2 separate regions of the Homo sapiens genome follow, and region 2 is linked to region 1. Evidence: read pairs that join two places in POLR2A ChIA-PET (ENCODE). Cell type or tissue: PC-9. All regions are shown on one strand. Each heading gives the region's core, and the rest is flanking DNA. Links, peaks and the distances in the headings are about the cores only. Region 1 overlaps LIPC (lipase C, hepatic type). Region 2 overlaps MINDY2 (MINDY lysine 48 deubiquitinase 2).

Region 1 (12,008 bases), core at 1,669-9,668:
TTGTTAAGAGCGGTCCTTGTGTTAGAAGCAGTTCCAGCTGACCCCGGAGTCCAAGCTCTCAACCGCTGTGCAGTCCCTGACCCTCAGTGGGAAAACCCTGTGAACACCAAGAGTTGCCAAACAACTTTTAGCTGTGGTTTTTCTAAGCGGCGGACAGGATTTGATGTAAGGGATACCTGGTAGGCAAACCACTGCGCAACAGTGAGCAAATACCAATTCAGATATGAGCAGAGTGGGAAGTTTCCAAAATAAAACATAGAACATCAAGGACTCATTTACTGCATTTGAGAATGGGCCACTCTGATAAGATAGAGGCATTAATTAGGAGGAAAAAGTAGCCGAGCAAATGTCGGCAGGAAGGCCAGGAGGGTCTTTAACAGCCTGACGTAAGCCCAGGAAAGCTGCTTCCCAGAAGGCCTAGTACCGGATCATAAACTCTGCAGCTGACTCATTAAACCCGGTAAAAGTGGCTGCAAAGCTCTCTGGGAAAGGACGGGTTTGAAGAAAGGATAACATTGCTTCTATGAGGGGACCAGAATAAGCAACGGAGCGGAAACCAATACGTGCAAATCAGGCACTGTGAGCTCAAGAGCGGTTCTGAGGAGCTCACAGACACAAGGAGCCCGCAAGCAAAGGTTCTGCTCCACAAGCAGGAAGCCCCTGAGAGACATGCACGTTTTGGCCGCTGTGAACAAGAGCCTACGGTCAGGGATGAGTGGGTCAGGTGATCACGGAAGTCCATTTCAGCTTTTAGTTCTAACCACCCTCTGTGAGTTGGATTCATGCTTCATTGGTCTACTGGATTTATTTCCCAGGGTCAGTAAACATTTGGATGGGAATGCAATGAATGAAAAACAAAAGAAACTATCAGAATCTGATGAAACGTCATGCCAAAGTTTATTAGGAATAAAAAGTTATAACTATTATATATAAGTAGGAATGCTGTATAATCTATAAAAAAATGAGGTTGTCATGAGGATTCAGACAAGACAATGGGTGTCTGAAAAGTGTCTTGAAAACTGGAATTATTCAATTAGAATAAAGTTATATATAACAGTTGGGATAATTTTCTGGATGAAGATATGTGAAAATCAACTTTACGAAGTGATTACAGTAAGTACTGTGTGAGCATTTCATATGACCTGCAAAGAGAAGAAGGAAACCATGTGCTTTGCAGGAGGTAAAATGCTCAGCTGACTGAGATGCTGGAAGGTCTTATGGGGTCATATGAATGGGCAGGAAAATAGAAGATGACCTTTGATGCAGACAAAGCCATTATGTGTTTAGGGAAAAGTAGCCCAAACAACATAGAAAGTGGTTGCCTCTGACCCAGAGTGTATAAACCAGAGAAGAATTTTGGTCTTCGCAGCTTGTTTCTTACCTGTGATGCTAGTTTGGTCAAGATGGCTAACCAAGTGTTTAAAATTACCATACATCCTTAGAATAAAGAAGCCATAGAGATCATGTGATCTATTGATGGATTTAATTTTATAAGATGAGAAAACTCAGGCCCAGAGAGCTAAGTGGCTTGTTCAAGGTTCTATAACTACTTAGAAAATGTTTTGTATACCAGATGGAAAACATCAGTCTACCTTTCACGAAACTAAGACACCTGACAAAGGCTGCCTTAAAGAGTGTGGGGGAATTTCCAGAACCTTTTTACTTCTAATCACTCTCTATGAGTCACCCGCTAGGAGTTCTAATCACACCACCATTAGGTGGAAAGTTGACCAAATGGTCCCTCAGCACGTCCCATCGCATTGCTGTAAAAGTCAAATCATTGAGATGGATAGATATCTCACGACTAGTAACATTTTCTACATAATCTTACATAAATGATTCCTAATAAATTACACAGACAGGACTTCACAGTGAAATCACAAGTGAGTTTAGTACAGGCATAATGATGACAGCCCAAACATCTGTTGGTTTTGGAAGTAAGTTTTCCTATTTTAGAACTAGCACTGAATCATCAGGAGATGGGGCTTGATAGAACTTCAGAGGAATTTTAGATCTCTACCAAAAGATCTAATTCCTCTGCCCTGTATTAATTAGAAACGGTAGACATCGAGGGCTATGATTGTCTCCCTAGTTTCCCACGTACCTATTCCTTCCTTGACAACACACCAGAGAGAGTAGAGAAGACAGAAGATTAGAGAGCTTTGATGCTTTTAGTGTGGGACCGGTGATGACTGCCCTCTTGGACTCTATCTTCCCAGGACGGGTCCAAGCTTCCTGGTCCCCTTGCCTTGTCTGAGCCTTCCTGCCCCAGCTGACTTCCTAGGCCTGTGAATGCCTAACCCAAGTACTTACCTGCTTCCTCCAACTTCCTGGATTCACTTGGGACTCCATCCGTTATGTTACGGTTCTGACCCGTAATCTACACCTCACCTCTGCCCTTGGTTGAGCATTTGGTCTTTGTCTCTTCCTCCCAGCCCAGCCCTACATGTCAGTCATGTCCTACAATCTATAATTGATCACTGTAATGTCCCATTTAAATTTTTTTCTGTTGTTCATGTGGAATTTAATGGAACTCTTTTCTAAAAATGTGAATTTGAAAAACCTTCAGTCTACACTAAGACTATTGAAGAGCACAGTCTGTGTTAAAAGCCAGATGTAAAAACTGTTGGCTTTCATAAGAGGTACCAATTATAAGTAAATATCCATCAATCAATAAACACATCCTGCTCCAAGGTGCAAAGATTAGGGGAGCAGTCAAGTGGGGGAAATGAGTTGTTCTGATTGGAAGAAGGGGGGTGACATGGACAGATGTAGGGTGCACTTGACACAGAATCTTCTTTTTCCCCTGGTTCCTGAGGGGATAAGACATAGGAACCCAAAACATCAGAAAAGTAAGGTAGCAGTGATAGGGCTTTTCTTTCCTCCAGTGCAAACCAGCCATAGTATTATTCTTTTATTCGGACTTTAGATGAGAAGCCCTATATGTTTTGTTGTGTGGTGGGCTCCCCCCTCGCTCCCCATTTTTGAGACAGAGTCTCACTCTGTTGCCCAGGCTGGAGTACAGTGGCACAGTCTTGGCTCACTGCAACCTCCACCTCCCAGGTTCAAGCGATTTTTCTGCCTCAGTCTCCTGAGTAGCTGGGACTACAGGTGCACACCACCACACCCAGCTAACTTTTGTATTTTTAGTACAGACCGAGTTTCACCATGTTGCCCAAGCTAGTTTTGAACCCCTGACCTCAGATGATCTGCCCGCCTTGGCTTCCCAAAGTGCTGGGATTACAGGTGTGAGCCACCATGCCTGGCCACCCTGTGTGTTTTGATGTGTGGTCAAGCCACTGAAATTTCTAGAAAAACAAGGAGCCCGGGAAGGACTCATCCCAAGAAGTTGAAGGTGAGTTAGAAAATTGGCTACTACCCAAGTTAGACAGAATTCAAGGACTGGCATAAGCTGTGATGAATAGCAACTAAAGAATGGAGCTCTGATGCTTAATGTTTATATGTCTTTAAACCTTGCTTTAAATAAAATGCTTTATTTGTACTAGTTAAGTATTTGCTATGATGTGTTGCTTTAATGAAAAGCTCTGTTGAACTCTGTTGTGTGGGAAAGCAGGTTGGGCTTTGATTGGATTAACCATGCAGATAGGGAGTTAGGCTCTTTGGAGCCGAGTTGGTTCACACAGGCGGCACTACCCACCTACAGGTGTCCATCGCACCTGCGTTATGAGTACTGCTCCTAGGAAACCAGGCTCTGAGAGTACCAGCCTAGGAAACTTGAGCCAATAAAGTCACCACAAAGACCACAGCACTTAAAGATAGAAAGGGGCAAGTATAGAGGGGGTTGGGAGGGTGACAGGTGCATGCTCCTTTTATCATGATTTTAAAAAATAATACAGTGCTTTTGACAATTTTTTTTTCAAAAAAAATGAAAGCTTTGGATTTTTCAGGTGGGGTTATTTGCCTTTCATCTGTGTTTTCTCTACTGTTCTATTTACTGATCCATTACTTTCATCTTTGAAACCTGTCATTGTGGACTCTTGTATCAATGTAACTATCTGTTAAAAGGCTTTTTGCTTTTCGGGTCAGAAGTGTTTAATATCAGACATTTTAAATGATTTTATTTGTATTGACCTCAAACTTGAAAGTTATGCAAGAGGTACTGTAAAATTAAGTATTCAAAGAGATGAATGCCTTTATTGGACTTTTTTGATGAGCAGAGAGGTTGAGGGGTCCTAAGGGAGTGATGGAAAAGTGGAAAACTGACCAGGACCCAATGCCTAGGTCGCCGAGAAACAGGGCAAGAAAGAGGTCAAGGAGATGGGAGTGGAGCGGGTGAATACCTGCGCAATCTCAGGACACAGAAAAGACCTGATGGATTCTTTCCTTTCTTTCCTGGTTAGAGGAGGGGCATGGGTGACCCAGTCTGGCTGCAGGAGCTCAGGTAGGATAGACGAGTTTGGGGCAAAATGGTGGGTGCTGTAGCTTAAAGGGGAGCAGTGGGCGGGAAGTTGAGTCAGCCTGGGCTGGTGCATTGTGGATATAGCACAGCTTGAGAGGGTGGAGAGGAGTGGGAGAGTAAAAGAGCAGAGCAGTTTCTGAAAGCTTGGTGTGGTCTGGGTCACAGACTCCTGCAGATGTTCTGAGGGATCAAGCCCTTTTCCCGAGGCCCCAGAGCTCACTGAAGCTAGAACCTAGACTGCAGGCCCTACCAACATTCTTTGCTCTACGCAAGTGGCCATCAGGACCCTGGAGTGAATGACACATAAGTTCCCCTCCCACCTCCATGTCCATGGAAGATGAGAACAGAGCAGTCAGGCCGGAAGGCAAACACCATCCCAACGTGCAGGTGTGCGGTAGAAGCACAATATCACCTTTCACTGGGGAGCTGGCCCTTGGCTGCCACTCTAACAGCCACACACCCCCAGTGCTGCTCCAGGGGCAGTCCACGCTGGGAGAGAAGAGATTGGAATCGACTTCTTGGAGTCTTTTACAAGGACTTCAAAAGGAGGGATGAGTCTGCAGTGTTCTGGGGGCCACTTAGCAATAAAGGAATAATCCACAGCCTGTGCAGTGCTAATGAGCACCAAGAATAACTCCGCCAATAACTCTGCAGGCAGGGCCCAGCGGACCAGCAGAGCTCAGCTGGTCTTGGAAAGGGTTCTTCAGGCCTGCCCCCTCTGCCGAGAGGCCAGAGCTCAGCCAGTGGGTTCCTTATAGGATTGCCTGGGAGGAGAGGATTGCCTGGAGTGGCCTCTGAGTCAGGGCTGTGCTCCTCCCACACAGGAGGAGGAAGTCAAGGGCTGTGTGCAGGTGAGCAAACCGAGCTGACAGGAGCCTGACTTCTAAGGTGCTGGCTTTGGTTCCTCTCATGCTGAGGATTAATTTATCTAAGTGGAAACAGAGCAGGAGAGGGGACATTTATTTCTTTGGCTTTGGTCTGGGGTCCAGTAAGGGAAGGAGAGAGAAAGAAAGAATGTATGTGTGAGTATCTAAACCAATTGGATGGATTAAGGGCAGGGCAGAAAGTGGACCAGTGGTACCAACTCTTCAAAAAGGTGCTGAAAGCCTTTATCATAAACACTAAATGTAATACTGTTTAGGGGGACAGAATAGGGTTGGTGCCAGAAGGACCCCTTTCCTGGATCCCGATGTTCATTTATTCTTGTGTTCATTCATTTGATCCAATCAATCAATCATGTCAATTCAGTCATCAACATTTCTCCAGCATCCACTATATGCCATGTGCTGCAAACAGACTGTACTAAGGCCCAGCCTCTCTCTGCCTTCAAAGCACTCACGATCCTATAGGGAAGGTGGAAATATGAACAAGCAGTCAACAATAGACATAATGAACACAGTGCAATGCATGCAAGAAACAGGAAAATAGATGACAGAAGCAAAGAGGAAGGTGGGCCTCACTTGGACACAGAGGGGTACAGACATTTGGCATGTAACTTGGATGATCCAGTGCAGGCTGTGTGATGGGTGGGACTGAGGATGAGGGAGAAAACACATTCCAGGACTTCCATGAGCAGGTTTGAACTGTGGGGGTGGAGTGGGATGTGGGGGCGGGGGGACAGCACGAGGCAGGTGTGGAGGGGTGGACAGAGTAAGGTGTGAAAGTTTAAAGGAGCTGGAATTTGAAGGGAATCGGAACCGGGGGGAGACAAGGGCATCCAAGGCCAATGGGTGTGAAAGGCAGAGGTCTGGAGGGGAGTGTTGTTCCTTTCTTCGGCACATAGATAGGAGGCAGAGTTGCACGGGGATTAAGAACATAGGTGGCGGGGCCCAGTGGCTCACCCCTGTAATCCCAGCATTCTGGGAGGCCAAGGCAGGCAGATCACTTGAGGTCAGGAGTTCGAGACCAGCCTGGCCAATGTGGTGAAACTCCATATCTACTAAAAAAAAAAAAAAATCAAAAATTAGCCTGGCATGGTGGTGCACACCAGTAATCCCAGCTAATCGGGAGGCTGAGGCAGGAGAATCGCTTGAACCAGGGAGCCAAGCAATTGTTGCAGTGAGCCAAGATCGAGCCACTGCACTCCAGCCTTGGTGACAGAGTGAGACTTTGTCTCAAAAACAAAGAAACCATAGGCTCTGTACTGAGACTGTGTTCAAATCCTGGCTCTGGGAGTTGCCAGCTTTGTGACTTTGGGCAAGTTTCTCTGCCTCTATAAACTTCAGTTTCCTTATCTATAAAGTGGGAGCAATGATAATTCCTGCAGCTGGCTGCTGTGAGGATTGGTAGTTGAGCACTTGGTGGGATAACTGGTATAGCCTTCAGTAAATGTTAGCTTTTTTTATTGTTACTATTGCAGCCAATCTTTAAATGCTGTTAGTTTTTCCTTTGAAGTGTTTCCTGGGTCTTGTTATGACGTCTCCCTCCCAGCAGTGACCACTTCAAGCTCTGCACTTGAGAACTGCCGTCCTCACCTCACTTCTGGGTTTCTGCACATCTTCAAATTGGCCTTGGTGGCTTTCTTCCTTCCTCTGTAACCATCCTGTGGACCAACCCCAAACAAACCCCTCTTACATGCCATGTTCGGGTCAGTCCCTTGGTCAAAACCACTGGTACTTTCTCTCAGAGAAGCACCAATCTGGCCCATTGTCCTCTTGCAGATGAGAAAACTGAGAGCTAAAGAGGCCATGGGACTACGCCACCTGCCAAGGAAGTCTGTTCCTGAGCTCTGGGTCTCCTGACTTCCCATTCTCGCTGGCTGTTCTCTAACAGCTGCCCTCTTTTCCCAGCTCCAGAGCTTCTCTAAACTCTCCCTGGAAAACATCATGGCGAGTAGGAAATGGACCTGTGTGAGCTCTGCAGTGGGCCATTGAGTTTGCAGCCCAGCCTGGCCCTTACTGGCTGAGTGACCTTGAACAAGTGATGTCACCCATCAGAGCCTGGGTTTCCCAGCCGTGGAGAGCAGCGTTATTCTAAGAGCTCCCTTACAGGGTGAGAGTGAGGGTGGAAGACGTGATTATTACCTAAGTGGAGGGCTTGGTAGAGTGTCTGGCACGCAGTACGAGGCTGAGATGTTGAAGGCTACTCTCTGGTTGGGAGGCCATCCTGGCCCAGGGCCCACCTTAACTGTGCCCACCCTGCCTCCCATCCAGCCTTCACCTTTCCTTTTGCACATCCACATCCCAAGTCGGCCCCAGCCTTTCCTCTCACCATGAGCTGTTCTCCACTTCCTGAATTCCTCAAAGTCCTACCTCACTGCTTCTCCTGCAGAGTTAGAACTCCAGGAAAAAGCCAAAACTTTATTTCAGAACTCTGTTATAAACATCCTTAAAGACAGATGCCAGGTGGTGGGTGGGGCCGAGGCCCTGAGAGTGGAAGGGTTTTGGGGATGTTCATCGGCTTGAACAATGCTCATTGGGAGCTGAAAAGACTTTCAGAGCAGAGCCCTACAGGGTGCTCAGACGTAACCACCGTGGGCTTGGAAGCTGCAGTACGGGACCCATACAGCCTTCCCTTTGGGCCTCCAGGGTGAGCCTTGAGAGTTGTTTTCCCTTCTTAGGAAAAAGGGAGAGGTAGGTTCTTGCTAGGTGTGAGCCTGCTGCACCCACCAACTGGCTACCGTTCTGATCTCATAGCAACGCAGTGGCCCCACTCAGGGCCTCCCAGGGCCCCGCCTGTGAAGGAGGAAGCTGAGAGGAGTGCCCAGGGCTGAATCCCTCAGATACCTCTGTCCTTCCCCCAAGGGGTAAGGGAGCGGGCATCTGTTCCCGTGCAGGCGTCCTTGGGGACGGGTGTGGATTCCTTCCTGTGACAGCTGCAGAAGCCACCAGAACACGGTGCAGAGCACGAGGCTGATTTTCAATCCCAGTGTGGGCCACACCCTATGTGGGGGGAGTGTTTGCTTTTCCATAAATGTAAAAATTGCTTAATATGACTCCAGAGAAGACTAAACACCTGTTTGCTGGTGGACTCTCTCTCGTTTATTTTTTCTGTTTTCAGGAGCGGGTGGGACTTCCTCCAGAAACTGCTGGTTTCCTGAAAATCTGGACCATGCCTGAGACTTTTTTATGAACTTTTAGCTTTGTTTTGATTTATTTATTTATTGTGAGCTCTCTAAGGGACATCAAAAAAAAAAAAGAAAGAAAAAAGTCGATTCTCCAAAAGATTTTCACTCAAGCTTAGCAAAGGACAGAACTACAATGTCACCAGCAAATGTTTGCCCCTCACTGAGCATTCTCCAAAGTGAGGTCTCTAAAAAGACACTGTCTATGTCACTTCCTGCTTGCTGGGAAAAGCCAAAGTTTCACTAGGCTTTGACCCAGAGGTCGTCTTGCAGTGAGGGAGGCCATCTCCTCCTGATGTCCACTGGGCCTTTGGTTTTCAATGACTGAAAGCTGTTTTTGTCCCAGCAGAACTACAAAATACATACCTCACCTAAAAAAATAGGAGGCATGACTACCATCTCTCCCTCTTGGAATGTATTGCACCTATAGCCAAGGGGAGATGTATAGCCTTCTCAATGTTCTATGACCTAGCACCTTTTTCTCTTAAATATTCACTAGAAAACTAATAAAGCCATGGACATACTCTGATGTTATCGATGGCAGATTTTGGGGTTGACCTAATGTACTTTTTCCCCACTTAACGCACAACTTAATCATCTCCTGAGGAACAAAGAGATGGTGGCAAAAAACCCTCTGTAAAACCTTTTTCCTGTTCCACTGGGAAACCAGGATCAAGGACAAGGGACAGGAATGGTGCAGGGACAGGAGCTAGTTGTATAAGATGTGTAATTTTGAGGGGCAGAGGGGTGACCAGATTCTGCTGGCAAGGGCTGAGAAACAGGGAGTTCTTTGGTTTCTGATGGGGAAAGAAACCATAGAGTGTTATTTAGCCCTGTTGGAAAGCTGGTCTCTGAAAACTGAAAGCACCCAAGATAACGGGGATAAAGATGGGAAAAGGTTAGAGGTGGGAAGGGTTAGAGGTTGCAAAGCCTCAAGTAAGACTTATTCTTTGGGTGGTGTCATTCTAAATGTTTTGACTTGGAGGAAAGAGCTGGGAATGAGGACAATGTCCCTGCTATTATAACAGCAGCATATGCACCAACATAAAGAAAAATCCTGTTTAAGAAAAACCTGCCTGGGCTGTGCTTTAATTGCAAGAGGTAGAAGGACGTGGTGGGGGAGGCTCAGCTGCTGGTCTAACAATAGCATAAGCCGACCTTGCTCAGGGGAAGTCCATTGCTAAACTTCAAAGTTCAGTCTGTGAACTTCACATTTAGGAAGCACTTCCTGATGACCTCATTTAAAATTTTATTCTTCCAAGGGACACAGTACAGAATATATGGACTTACATTTTTTTTTTTTCTCCAGCAATTTCCCTGCTTCTGTAGGAGTAAAAAAACGGAAACAGGTGCTTATGTATTTATTTTTAAAGCTCCCTAGCTACTAAGGACAGCAAGGACTTTTGCCATTTAATTTTTGTTATTGTCTAGCTCATGAAAATGTATTTCTTAATCCTCCAGCTACACATATTCCTGATGAGAAAAAGTATAAACTGGTATGTCCTATGCACTCTAGGAGCCCTTGATTTAAGACTAACCACACGGCATGTACACAGACAGCCATGTAGAAAATGCCTGCAGAGCCAGCATCAGGGGCAGGATGGAGACATGGGCCCGGGATAGAGTGGAAAAGGAATTGTGTGAATCACGGAGGTGGACAAGTGTTTATGTACAAGATGGAAATCCTTACCATATATCCAGTTCAGTCAGGTTTATGTGAAGGAAATGACCAAGCCAGTGCTACTTGCTCTTTCGATTACCAAATGGGATTGCTTGGCTGGTTTAGGGAGAATAAACACAATAATAGTGAAAGTAGTTGACCACAAAATGATGCGGCCTGAGTCATAGAAAGCTTTATGGAGAAGATAGCATCTGAAGGTCCCATTCAGCAATGGGTGGGGCAGAAGTGGTCTTACATGCTGAGGGGATGTGGGGCACAGAGAAACAAGGACTGCTGCTGCAGCTCTGCCCTGAAGGAGCCAAGTGGCATATCGTAAACGGGGTGCCTTGTAGGCCTTCTTGCTGTCCACAGGTAAATTTGAGGAGTGCTTAGAATACGTCATGTCTGCCGGGCGCGGTGGCTCACGCCTGTAATCCCAGCACTTTGGGAGGCTGAAGCGGGCAGATCACCTGAGGTCGGGAGTTTGAGACCAGCATGACCAAAGTGGAGAAACCCTGTCTCTGCTAAAAATACAAAAATTAGCCAGGCGTGGTGGTGCCTGCCTGTAATCCCAGCTACTCAGGAGGCTGAGACAGGAGAAATGCTTGAACCCGGGAGGTGGAGGTTGTGGTGAGCCAAGATCGCACCTTTGCACTCCATTCTGGGCAACAAGAGTGAAACTCCGTCTCAAAAAATAATAAAAAAATCATGTTTTCGAAGCCAAGGGCTGCTCAGCCCACATCGCCCAGTGCTGTTTTGGCCTTGTCTGATGATACCTGCATGCTGACAAAGGAGGTGCCCGGCCCTGGGCATCATCTCTGCTGGAGCCTAGTTCTCACTTAGCTCTGTTTCCCTGGGTATGCCACTTGACCTCCATAGTTTCTATTTTCTTATTAGTAAAATAAACGAGTTGAGCGAGATGTTCTCTAGAATAACTTCTGTTTTTCCCATTCTACGCATGGTAAAGTATACTTAAACATATGTACATATTTCTTTAGTTGGGAAAACAGCAGTGGTGAAGCCCTAAAAAGACAGAGGACCTCTCGTTTTCCCCAATTTGTTGCCTTTATGAATGTGATGGGTTGCGGGGGACATTTGCAAAGAGAGACCAGACATCTACCTGAGGCTATGAGGTAGCGGGCAGATCCCCAGTGTGGACAGGGCTACTTAGGCCCATGGGGGCAGGAGGCCTTAGCATTGGCTACCCATGTGCTCCTGCAGTCCTCCTAGGAGGGAGTGACACCCCTAGTCTCTATTCACCCCCCAGCACCTCCCTCCAGGGGCCTCTGGGCTGCATCAGGGGAGATGTGCCCTGTCCTTAGCTATGGCTTCAGGTTTGGCTCAGTGCTTTTTGCCCTTCATACTGGAAAAGCTTATTTTTCCCCATGAATATCAAAGTAATACAACTTCAGAACAACAGGAAGGTACAGAAAGCATTGAGGATAAATACATAATCAGCTATCATACTATCACACAGAGCAATTTATTTAAGTGCATTTTCTTCTAACGTGTTTTTTCCTTAATGCAAATGTAAAATTTTGCATTCTACTTTTTCTTTTCTTTTGGCTTGATCTCATAGCATGTTTCCATGCCATTACATATATTTGACCCCACTTCATTCCCTTCTGCTTCCCTATGCTCACCCTCTTGTCTCGGTGTCCCTGACTTCAGCCTCGCCTCCTGCGCTCATGCTGTGTGCCTGTCTGAAGTACAGCCATTCTTCATTTGTCATTGAGTCCTACCATGCTTTACGGCTCTCTGTCCCCCATGAAGCCTTCTCAGACCACCTTGGAGAACTTTCCAGATTGTCTATCCATCCCTGACCCCCTTCCCTTCCTTGGGGTCTGGACCATGCCTTGGGTCCT
Region 2 (12,008 bases), core at 1,645-9,644, 330 kb before region 1:
AAAAAAAAAAAAATTTTTTTTTACTGCATTAAAAAAGGCAAGAAAAGGTCTGGGTGTGGTGGCTCACGCCTGTAGTCCCAGCACTTTGAGAGTGTAAGGTGGGTGGATCACGAGGTCAGGAGTTCGAGATCAGCCTGGCCAACATAGACAAATCCCATCTCTACTAAAAAAAAAAAAAAATACAAAAATTAGCTGGGCATGGTGGCGGGCGCCTGTAATCCCAGCTGCTCGGGTAGCTGAGGCAGGAGAATTGCTTGAGCTTTGGAAGCGGAGGTTGCAATGAGCCAAGATCGCACCATTATACTCCAGCCTGGGCGAAAGAGCAAGACTCCATCTCGGGAAGAAAAAAAGAAAAGAAAGAAAAACACAAGTAGAGGAACTTTCAAATATTACATCAAAAACACTTTGGGATTGTAGAGGTGTAAGAGGGATGTATTTTTGAGCATATGAGCTTTTCAGCATACTTTAAATCATAGAAGGTGCCCAGATGGAGACAGCACATTAACCCCTCTGAACATTGGTTTCCTCTTCTGTAAAACAGAGGCATTACAATTTTGTGATGGCTTTATTTTTGCACCAATCTCATCCTTTGTACTATTAGTACTTCTGCACTTATGGCTCTGCTCATCGGTTCTCTGCCACCACAACTGTATCTCTTCATTTGCAGAACTCATGGCAAAAGAGCTCATTTTGTCTCAGAAGGTATGCAGACAAAGTCAAGTAGAGTGCTAGTGATAACGAGCAGGGAAGAGGTTAGGTAAATGGTATCAACTTGTTATAGCACAGAAAGTAGAGCCAGAATGAAGATAAGAGCTATGGAGTGGCAGCACAGTTTAACACTGTCCAGTTGAAATATAATGCAAGCCACGAATTTGAGCTCAAATGTAATTTTAAATTTTCTAGCAGCCACATTAATAAAGGTCAAAATAAACAGGTAAAATTAATCTTTTTTGTTTGTTTGTTTGAGATAGGGTCTCACTTTGTCACCCAGGCTGGAGTACAGTGGCACAAACATGGCTCACTGCAGCCTTGAACTTCCAGGCTCAAGTGATCCTGCTGCCTTAACCTCCTGAGCAGCAGGGACTACTGGTAAGCATCATCACACATGGCTAATTTTTTAAATTTTTTGTAAAGATAGGGTTTTGCCATGTTGCCCAGCCTGGTCTTGAACTCCTGAGCTCAAGTGATCTGCCTGCCTCAGTCTCGCGAAGTGCTGGGATAAAAGGCATGAGCCATCACACCTGGCAAAATTAATCTTAATAATATATTTTATTTAACTTAGTACATGAACATTTCAACAATCAATATTTTTAAATTACTGATATTCTTTTTTAACCAAATCTTTGAAATCCAGTGTATATTTTACATTTACAGAACATCTCAATTCACACTGGCCACATTTCAAGGACTCAATAACCACATGTACCTAGTGGCTACTATATTCTTCAGTGCAGGTTTAGGTGATATATGGCAATGATCTAAGAAAGAATAGTAAATGAGTCCAATTTGACTCAATCTGCCTTACACAATTCCATCTGAGAACAAGGAAAGTAGGGTGGAGAGTGGATGGATATGGAAGAGCTGGATAGGAAACAGGGTCAGAAATACATGTAACTCATTACTTAAATTATATATAGTTATATATAAATGGCCAGGTGCAGTGGCTAATGCCTATAATCCCAGCACTTCCGGAGGCCAAGGCAGGTGGATCACTTGAGGTCAGGAATTCAAGACCAGCCCGGCCAACATGGGGAAACCCCATCTCTACGAAAAATACAAAAATTAGCTGGGCATGGTGGCGGTGCCTATAATCCCAGCTACTCAGGAGGCTGAGGCAAGAGAATTGCTTGAACCTGGGAGGCAGAGGTTGCAGTGAGCAAGATCGTGCCACTGCACTCCAGCTTGGGCAACAGAGAGAGACCCAGTTTCAAAAAACAAAACAAAATGAAACTACATTTAACTTGTTATTATCCCATTTAGGAAACTAAAATAGATTAAGCATCCTATTACAGTAAATTCAAACTTCCTGCCTGGCTCACAAGACTGTCTTGCCACAATCTACTTAATCCAATCTCTATTTCTCTAACTATACAACATGCAGATTTACCAACTATAGTCAAATTAGACACATACACTGTTCCTTCAATATGCCTTACATATTTCCACCTCTAGCTTGAGCTTAAGATAGTTTCCAACTAACCCTCAAACAACCTTTCCTATTCTTTACAACAGCATAGATTCTAACTATGCTTCAAAGCCGGATACAAGTCACATGTTCTCCATTAAGCCTTTTCCTACTCCTTACCCACTTCCCATACCCATTTGTACCCAAACTTCTCAAAAGTTTTCTGCCCTTGAGGCTCCATTTCCTTGCCTCCCAGATACTCTTCAACTCACCACTCCATTTCCATCTCATCACTGCAGTGACACGGTTTGATGAAGGTCACAATAACCACACTGCCAAGTCATAAAGAGAGTATTCTCCAGTATTCAATACCCTTTCTCCTTTCTTCTAACAATCTTCACCCTCTCTTGACTTCATTCTACCACTCTGTACTGGCCTTTCTCCTATCTTACCAGCTACTTCTTCACTATTTCTCTGTCCTCTACTTCATGCATTTTAGCAGAGGTAATGTTGCACTTAAAAGGGGCAAAAACTGGTTCTTGGTGCAGGAGGGAGGGTGGCCAAAAAAAAGAAAAAAAAAACTTAGACACTATAATGGTTTATAGCCTTCAAAGGGCCACAGTACAAAAAAACACATACGATAGGCTGGGCGCAGTGGCTCACGCCTGTAATCCCGGCACTTTGGGAGGCCGAGACGGGTGGATCACGAGGTCAGGAGATCGAGACCATCCTGGCTAACACGGTGAAACCCTGTCTCTACTAAAAATACAAAAAATTAGCTGGGCGTGGTGGCAGGCGCCTGTAGTCCCAGCTACTCAGGAGGCTGAGGCAGGAGAACGGCGTGAACCCGAAGGTGGAGCTTGCAGTGAGCTGAGATCGCGCCACTGCACTCCAGCCTGGGCAACAGAGCAAGACTCCGTCTCAAAAAACAAAACAAAACAAAATAACACATACTATATATCTACAGTATTAAAATGTCCTGAAGTGAGCCATTAGGACAAAAGTGTCTATAAAGGCCCCTCAGAATGGCAATAACGAAAAGAAAGTTGAAACACTGCTCCACCTAATCTCTGCATGCTGGGAAACTTCAAGGGAGAATCTTGGACCCCTCTTCTTTTCTCTATTATCTTATCAACTTCCACAGATTTATTTATTTATTTATTTATTTTTTGGAGACGAGTCTCGCTCTGGTGCCCAGGCTGGAGTGCAGTAGCGCGATCTCGGTACACTGCAAGCTCCGCCTCCCAGGTTCACGCTATTCTCCTGCCTCCGCCTCCCGAGCAGCTGGGACTACAGGCGCCCGCCACCACGCCCGGCTAATTTTTTTGTATTTTTAGTAGAGACGGGGTTTCACCGTGGTCTCGATCTCCTGACCTCGTGATCAGCCCACCTCGGCCTCCCAAAGTACTGAGATTACAGCCGTGAGCCACTGCGCCCGGCCCAACTTCCACAGATTTAAATACCATTTTTATACTGATGACTTCTAAATTCTTATCTTGAATTTCAGTGTTCTCTGTAACTCATAGTCTGCCATTAGCAAATTCCCTAGGTATTCAACTCCTCTGAATGTTCCCTTCACCTTATTATCTGAGTATTTGGCTCTGTCTTGACGACAATGCAGTTCTCTTAAGTGATAGTTCTGTTCTCTCTCATACTTCTTTTACCAGTGAACCTCAAAGTGGAATAGGTATCCACTTGCTCCTGTCATTCTCTCCCCACTTCCTCCCTAAACTCCTCAGTTTTAAAACTCAGATAATTCTACCCATTATCTACCCACCTTGTTGCAGTTATCTCCTGACCTTCAGGCCAATCCCCTTTATTCTTAGCTCACTTTCTCCAACAAAAATCCCATAATTTTTGGTAATTTCAATATGTATGGAGATGTCTCTTCCAATACCCTGCCTGTCTGTTCCTTGACCTCTTCTCCAACAAAAATATTTTATTCTTAAAACACACACACACACACACACACACACACACACACACACCCCAAAAAAAACTTTTATTCTACTTTATCTCAGAAACTCATTTCCCATGGTAATACAGTTTCATTATTACCAAAAATTCCTCAGCTCTATCAGGAATCAAGACCTACAATCCATTAATCTCATTACATTTTCCTTCAACACACTTACATCATTTCCTCTTTACGCAGCTTAAATTCTATGGCCCATAATTATAATCACTCTCTATACACACCTTCATACCTTAGATTCCTCCCCTCCTCCCCCACCGCACAACCCTGGCCCCACCACTGGCAACATGTAGAGCAACATACCCTAGATTCTTTCGTCAACACGCTCATCAGGCAAAAGTCCAGCTCTGGTTAAATCCTGGCCTCCCATTATTCAGGCCTGGACTCGTGCAGCTGAACGTGACTGAGAAAACATAACACCATGCTGGCTGGTTTCACTAACCTCAAAGGTAACACCCAAAAATCATACCACAGCTCTCTAATCCATTCAATCTCCCATTTCTCTAACCAATTATTTTATACCTTCCCTCTTACTTTCAACAACTCCTCCCCTCATCCTCACTCCCAGCTGATGACTTTGTTTCCTATTTCATTGAGAAAATAGAAGCACTCAAGAGACGCGCTGCAACCACATCCACCCACCTACCTGCACCTATTTGTAATACAGTCTGTCTTTCCTCCTATTACCATGGATGAACTATCTAAGGCTAATTTTTCTATTTGTATAAAGTATTTTTTGCAGTTCCCTTTCTCTAGTTTTCTCTTTTATAAAATGGCTTTGAGGTATAATCCACATACGATACAAGCTACTCACTTAAAATGTACAATTCAATTATTTTTTGTTGTATATTCACAGGATTATGAAACTATCATCATAATCTAATTTTATTTTTTAAATTTATTTATTTATTTACTTATTTTTTGAGACAGTTTCTCACTGTCGCCCAGGCTGGAGTGCAGTGGTGTTATCTCCACTCACTGCAACCTCCGACTGCTGGGTTCAAGCGATTCTCCTCCTCAGTTTCCCAAGTAGCTGGGACTACAGGCATGTGCCACCACACCCGACTAATTTTTTGTATTTTTAGTAGAGACGGGGTTTTGCCATGTTGCCCAGGCTGGTCTTGAACTCCTGAGCTCCAGTGAACCACCCACCTCAAGCACCCAAAGTGCTGGGATTACGGCGTGAGCCACTGTGCCAGTCCCATGATCTAATTTTAGAACATTTTGGTCTTCCCTAAAAGAAACCCTGTACCCATTAGCAGTCAACCCCCATTTCACCCCATCTCTTCCCCAGCCCTAAGCAACCACTAATCTACTTTCTGTCTCTATAAATGTGCCTATTCTGGTTTTTTTAAACTTTCATTTTTTAGAGATAAGGTTCTTGCTCTCTCACCCAGGCTGGAATGCAGTGGTATGGTCATAGCTCATTGCAGTCTCAAACTCCTGGGTTCAAGTGATCCTCCCACCTCAGCCTCCCAAGTAGCTGGGACCATAGGCACGCACCACCAGCCTGGCTAATGGATGTTTCATATAGATGGAATCATACACTATATGGTCTTTTGTACTTTGCCTCTTTCACTTAAAAGTTTCAGGGTTCATCCATGTTATAGCATGTATTCGTACTTCATACCTTTTTATGGCTGAATAATATTCCACTGTACAAATCTATATTTATCTGCTCATCAGTTGATAAGACATTTCGGTTGTTTCCATTTTTTGACTACTATGAATAATACTGCTTTGAACATTTTTCTTTTTTTCCCCCTGAGACAGAGTCTTGCTCTGTCGCCCAGGCTGGAGTGCAATCGCATGATCTCGGCTCACTGCAACGTCCGCCTCCCGGGTTCAAGCGATTCTTCTGCCTCATCCTCCCGAGTAGCTGGAATTACAGGCATGTGCCACCACGCCCGGCTAATTTTTATGTTCTTAGTAGAGACGGGGTTTTACCATGTTGGCCAGGCTGGTCTCAAACTCTTGACATTGTGATCCACCTGCCTTGGCCTCCCAAAATGCTGGGATTACAGGCGTAAGCCACCGCGTGTGGCCTGAACATTTTTATACAAGCTGTATGGACATACGTTTTCACTTCTCTTGGGTAAATACCTAGGAATGATATTTCATGGTCATACGGTAATTCTGTTTAACTTTTTAAAGAATTGCCAAACTGCTTTCCAAAGTGGCTGTATTATTTTACATTTCTACTGGCTAGGTGTGAGGGTTTCCAGTTTTTTCTTGTTTCCAGTCAGGTTTTCATTCCATACACTCATCAAGGTTATCAATGACCTCCTTATGGCTAAATCAACAGTCAATTTTTAGTATTCCTCCTGCCTGAGCTATTAGCAGCATTTGATTCAGCTCATCTCTCACTCTTCCTTGAAACATTTCTTCATTACGATTCTAGGAAATCACAGCCTCCTATTTTTCTTCTACCTGGCTGACCGTGCCGGCTCTTTCTCCTTCCCCACCTTCTAATCACTGGCATATCCCAGACTCGGTCTACTGACCTTTTCTTTTATCTACTACATTCCTTCCCTTAATGATCTCACCCAATCTAACTACTGTTTATATATGTTGTCTGTAAATATATATTTACAGGCTAGACTTGTACTGTCTAATACAGTAGCCAGTAGCAATATGTGGCTATTAAATTTAATTTATATTATATAAAATTAAAAATTCAGTTCCTTGGTCACATTACACACACACACATACACACACACACACACACACACACACACACACACACACATATTTTGAGACAGGGTCTTGCCCTGTTGCCCAGGGTAGAGTGCAGTCTTGTGATCTTGGCTCACTGCAGCCTCTGGATCCCAGGCCCAAGCAATCCTCCCACCTGAGCGTCCCAAGTAGCTGGGACTACAGGTGCACACCATCACGCCTGGCTAATTTTTGAATTTTTAAGTGGAGATGGGGGTCTCACCATGTTGCCCAGGCTGGCCTCAAACTCCTGGGCTCAAGACAGGAGCTACATTTTAAGAGCTTGAGGACCGCATGTGGCTAGTGGCTACTAACCTGGACAGCACAGATACAGAACATTTCTATCATTACAGAAATTTTAATTGAAAGTGCTGATCCAGACCTCTCCTCTGAACTCAAGATATATATATATATATATATATATATATATATATATATATAAAATTGCTTTCCTGATGGCTCCCTTTTTTTTTTTTTGAGAAGGAGTCTCACTCTGTTGTCCAGGCTGGAGTGCAGTGGCGTGATCTCGGCTCACTGCAACCTCCGCCGCCTGGGTTCAAGCCATTCTCCTGCCTCAGCCTCCCGAGTAGTTGGGACTACACGTGCCCGCCACCACTCCCAGCTAATTTTTTGTATTTTTTAGTGGAGATGGGGTTTCACCGTGTTAGCCAGTATGGTCTCGATCTCCTGACCTCATGATCTGCCTGCCTCGGCCTCCCAAACTGCTGAGATTACAGGCGTGAGCCACCACACCCAGCCTGATCGCTCCATTTTGATGTAAATAAACATCTAAAAACAAAAATCCTGCAATTTCTCCCTAAAAGCCTTGCTCCATTTTTTCCTGCTTCAGTTTTCCTATTTCCATCCTTCTACTTGTTCAAACCAAAAATGAGATAGTCCTTGACTCCACTTTCACTCTATATCCAACTGATCAGCAAATTCTGTCAACTCTGTATCCAGTATCTAACCACTTCTTACAAACTTCACTTATTTTACCTTGTTTAAAGCCACCATCTTTTGCTAGTTGTAATAACTTCCTAAATAGTTTTCCCACTTGTCTTACCCCCCACTAAGGTCTATTGTCAACATAAATGCTAGAGAATTCTTATTAAATCCAAAGTTAGATCATGTCAGTCCTCTGTTCAAAATCCTCCAACAGCTTCCCAGCTTACTCATGGCAAAAACCAAAATTGCTGTTACATCTTTAGGGCCCCATATGACCTGACTGCATCAACTCTCTGATCTCATCTCCTACAACTCCCCTTTGTGTACTCCTTGACAGTCATATTGGCTATTCCTCAAAATCACCCAGCATATTTCAGCCTTCCCCATAAAATATAACTTAGGAATCACTAACTTTAAGAATCATTTATCAAGTAGAGTCCCATGGGGAAAAAAAAACTTAAAATAATAATAAAAATAAAAAGAATCACTAAGCTAGCCTAAAAGAGGGATTTTCTTTTTAAGGCGATTTGCAGACATCTAGGTATTCAGAGTAATCTACCCTTAACTATGAGGTCCCTAGCCAGTGAATGGGGATTAAATGATATGAATTATATTTTCTAAAAAGGGTCTTCCTGCCGGGTGCAGTGGCTCATGCCTGTAATCCCAGCACTTTGGGAGGCCAAGGTGGGAGGATCGCTTGAGCCCAGGAGTTCAAGACAAGCCTGGGAAACACAGTGAAACCCAATCTCTACAAAAATAAAACTTAACCAGGCACGGTGGCTCACGCCTGCAATCCCAGCACTTTGGGAGGCTCAGGTGGGCGGATCACCTGAGGTCAGGAGTTCAAGACAAGCCTGACCAACATGGAGAAACCCCATCTCTACTAAAAATACAAAATTAGCCACGTGTGGTGGTGCATGCCTGTAATCCCAGCTACTCGGGAGGCTGAGGCAGGAGAATCACTTGAACCCAGGAGGTGGAGGTTGCGGTGAGCTGAGATCACGCCATTGCACTCCAGCCTGAGAAACAAGAGTGAAACTCTGTCTCAAAAAACAAAAAAAACAAAAACAAACCAAAAACCCAAAAATTAGCTGGGTGTGGTAGCATGTGCGTGCAGTCCCAGTTACTCGGGAGGCTGAGGTGGGAGGATCACCTGAGCCTAGGGAGGTCGAGATTGCAGCAAGTCATGATCACGCCACTGCACTCCAGCCTGGGCAATAGAGTAAGACTCTGTCTCAAAAGAAAAAAAAAAAAATCTTCTAAAATTTCCTGTCTCAGTTATATCACTAAGTCTGTATCTCACAAAAAATGAGTGAACTAGTTGCCTGGAAGGGTAGAGACAAATTAACCAGTTGATAAGATTCTTTTGTTTTTGAGACGGAGTCTCGCTCTGTTGCCCAGGCTGGAGTGCAGTGGTGCAATCTCGGCTCACTGCAAGCTATGCCTCCTGGGTTCACACCATTCTCCTGCCTCAGCCTCCCGAGTAGCTGGGACATCAGGCGTCTGCCACCATGCCCAGCTAATTTTTTGTATTTTTTAGTCGAGACGGAGTTTCACCGTGTTAGCCAGGATGTTCTTGATCTCCTGACCTTGTGATCGGCCCGCCTCGGCCTCCCAAAGTGCTGGGATTACAGGCGTGAGCCACCGTGCCCGGCCCCAGTTGACAAGATTTTTTAAAAATAAAATATGTTTTTGTTTTTGAGACGGAGTCTCACTCCATCACCCAGGCTGGAGTGCAGTGGCATGATCTTGGCTCACTGTAACCTCCACCTCTTGAGTTCAAGCAATTCTCCCACCTCAGCCTCCCGAATAGTTGGGACTATAGGTGCATGACACCACGCCTGGCTAATTTTTGTATTTTTAGTAGACACACAGGGTTTCACCATGTTGGCCAGGCAGGTCTCAAATTATTGACCTCAAGTGATCTGCCTGCCTTGACCTCCCAAAGTGCTGGGATTACAGGCGTGAGCCACCACACCTGGCCTAAATAAAAATTTAATTACTGAAAAAACTGTAGAATATGGATTAAGATTTCCTATTTGGTGATAGTATAAATATATAAATTCTTATTTGTCAGATTATAAAAGGCCACAATGTGATGTACAACTGCTTGCTCTCTAAACAAGTTCAACTCAATGTAGCCAGTCTACAAACTGTACTACTGGTCTGTTTTGAAATAAGAAGCTTAGAGAAGAATGCAATTTAATACATTACTTCCTTCAACAAGAAAATTTCCCTATAAAAAAATTTCAGTTGAAATAAACAGTGTGCTTACTAATGTAAATATTTTACATCCTAGGAGAAGATTCTACCTCACTGTAGCCTGATAACTAACATTTTGTAGATTGGCATAGGTCCATGAATCACACTTTCGGTAGCACTGCTCTAAATCACCTCCTTTGTCTTTAATTCAAGTCTACCCAATATTTTTGAACACTTTCTACATGCAATGTCAGCGATTCTGTACCATCTCCCATTCTACAATTTATTGGGATTAAGATGTATCTTGTTTTCTAGACGTTACCTAGATTCCTTATGGGTATTACAGAATTTTAATGCTGGTCAGAAAGAAGACTATACCATCTAAGAACAGTAACATACTGATAAAAATTTTTAATTAGCAGATTCAAAACTATAATTTTAAAATAGATTATATAATAGCACTTCAGAAAGGTGAGACTGGGTAATCAACTAGCTTTGAAAACTTTTGTTTTGAAAGAGATATAAAATCCACTTTTCAACACTAACCTAAATATTCCATCAGCTGCTCAGCAGTTATGATTTCCATCATCGGTGGAAGTTTCACCTGAAAAACAAAATATTATTTCTATAAAATTAAATGTTTTAGGTGACTAAAGTATTTCTTGCAGTCAGAAACACAAATACTTATGTCTAATTATGTATCTACTATACTTATACATTAACATTCACATATATTAGAATCTTTATAGCCAGGCTTTTTTTTTTTTTTTTTTGAGACGGACTCTCGCTCTGTTGCCCAGGGTGGACTGCAGTGGCGCAATCTCGGCTCACTGCAAGCTGCGCCTCTCCGGTTCAGGCCATTCTCCTGCCTCAGCCTTCCGAGTAGCTGGGACTACAGGCACCCACCACCACACCTGGCTAATTGTTTTGTATTTTTAGTAGAGAGGAGGTTCTACCTGTTAGCCAGGATGGTCTCAATCTCCTAACCTTCTGATCCACCTGCCTCGGCCTCCCAAAGTGCTGGGATTACAGGTGTGAGCCACTGCACCCAGCCTATAACCAGTCTTTACTGTATTATTCTATTTATTAGGTTGGTGCAAAACTAATTGCGGTTTTGCTATTAAAAGTAATGCAAAGCTTAAAAACAGGCAAAATTTAACTATATTGTTTAGAGCTGCACACATAGGAGATAAAACTATTAAGAAGTAAAGAAATGGGCTGGGCACAGTGGCTCCTGCCTGTAATCCCAACACTTTGGGAGGCCAAGGTGGGCAGATCACTTGAGGTCAGGAGTTGGAGACCAGCCTGGCCAACATGGTGACACCTCTGGCCTGGGCAACAGAGTAAAAAAAAAAAAAAAAAAAAAAAAGTAAAGAAATGGGCTGGGCATATGGGCTCACGCCAGTAATCCCAGCACTTTGGAAGGCCAACGCAGGCGGATCACGTGAGGTTGGGAGTTCGAGACCAGCCTAGCCAACATGGTGAAACCCTGCCTCTACTAAAACTACAAAAATTAGCTGGGCATGGTGGCGCATGCTTATAATCCCAGCTACTTGGGAGGCTGAGGCAGAAGAATCACTTGGACCCGGGAGGCAGAGGTTGCAGTGAGCCAAGAATGCACCATTGCACTCCAGCCTGGGTGACAAGAGTGAAACTCCATCTCAATAAAAAATAAATTACTAAGTAAAGAAACGGACGCTATAAAAAATCAAGATTATGGTTATCCCCAGTGGTAACAGAAGGAGTTATAGTTGGAAAGGGGCTTTTAAGGGGATTCTGAGGTGCTGACAATGCTCTGTTCTTCGACCTTCTTGACCTGCAATAGTAGTTCCAATGATGTTTGCTTTATAATAATTTATTAAACTGGATATCTGTTTTATGTATTTTTCTATGTGTTATATTTCACAATAAGAAGGTTAAAAGTAAAGATACGTTATAGTGATATTTAAACTAAAAACCCCAGAAAATCCATTAAAATTAATTCAGCTGCAACAACACATTAGTCTAAATTAATTGTTCAAATGCGTTGTCAAATGAATGACATGG

The links. Peaks named below come from ENCODE experiments on the same cell type or tissue, not always from the same donor. Only the 100,000 strongest peaks of a DNase experiment are listed, where the experiment ranks them.
Region 2: POLR2A ChIA-PET joins it to region 1 with 5 read pairs; 2 of 35 experiments call an interaction of 5 or more read pairs at or near these places.

What each region holds. Positions count from the first base shown.
Region 1 is chr15:58,455,951-58,467,958 of GRCh38, reverse strand. The region is part of intron 1 of LIPC (lipase C, hepatic type); the gene reads right to left. All of the region lies in intron 2 of LIPC-AS1 (LIPC antisense RNA 1), which reads left to right. Among named protein-coding and RNA genes, the nearest start is that of LIPC, 30 kb to the right of the region's middle. RefSeq lists silencers at 3,726-3,815, 9,642-9,701 and enhancers at 7,877-7,936, 7,967-8,106. In PC-9, for the core only: no CTCF peak of the experiment used is centred there; a DNase peak (open chromatin) is centred at 5,198; H3K27ac peaks cover 2,156 bases.
Region 2 is chr15:58,786,464-58,798,471 of GRCh38, reverse strand. MINDY2 (MINDY lysine 48 deubiquitinase 2) reads right to left here. Exons shown (of 9, transcript NM_001040450.3): 2 at 10,509-10,566. Among named protein-coding and RNA genes, the nearest start is that of MINDY2, 21 kb to the right of the region's middle. In PC-9, for the core only: no CTCF peak of the experiment used is centred there; no DNase peak of the experiment used is centred there; H3K27ac peaks cover 623 bases.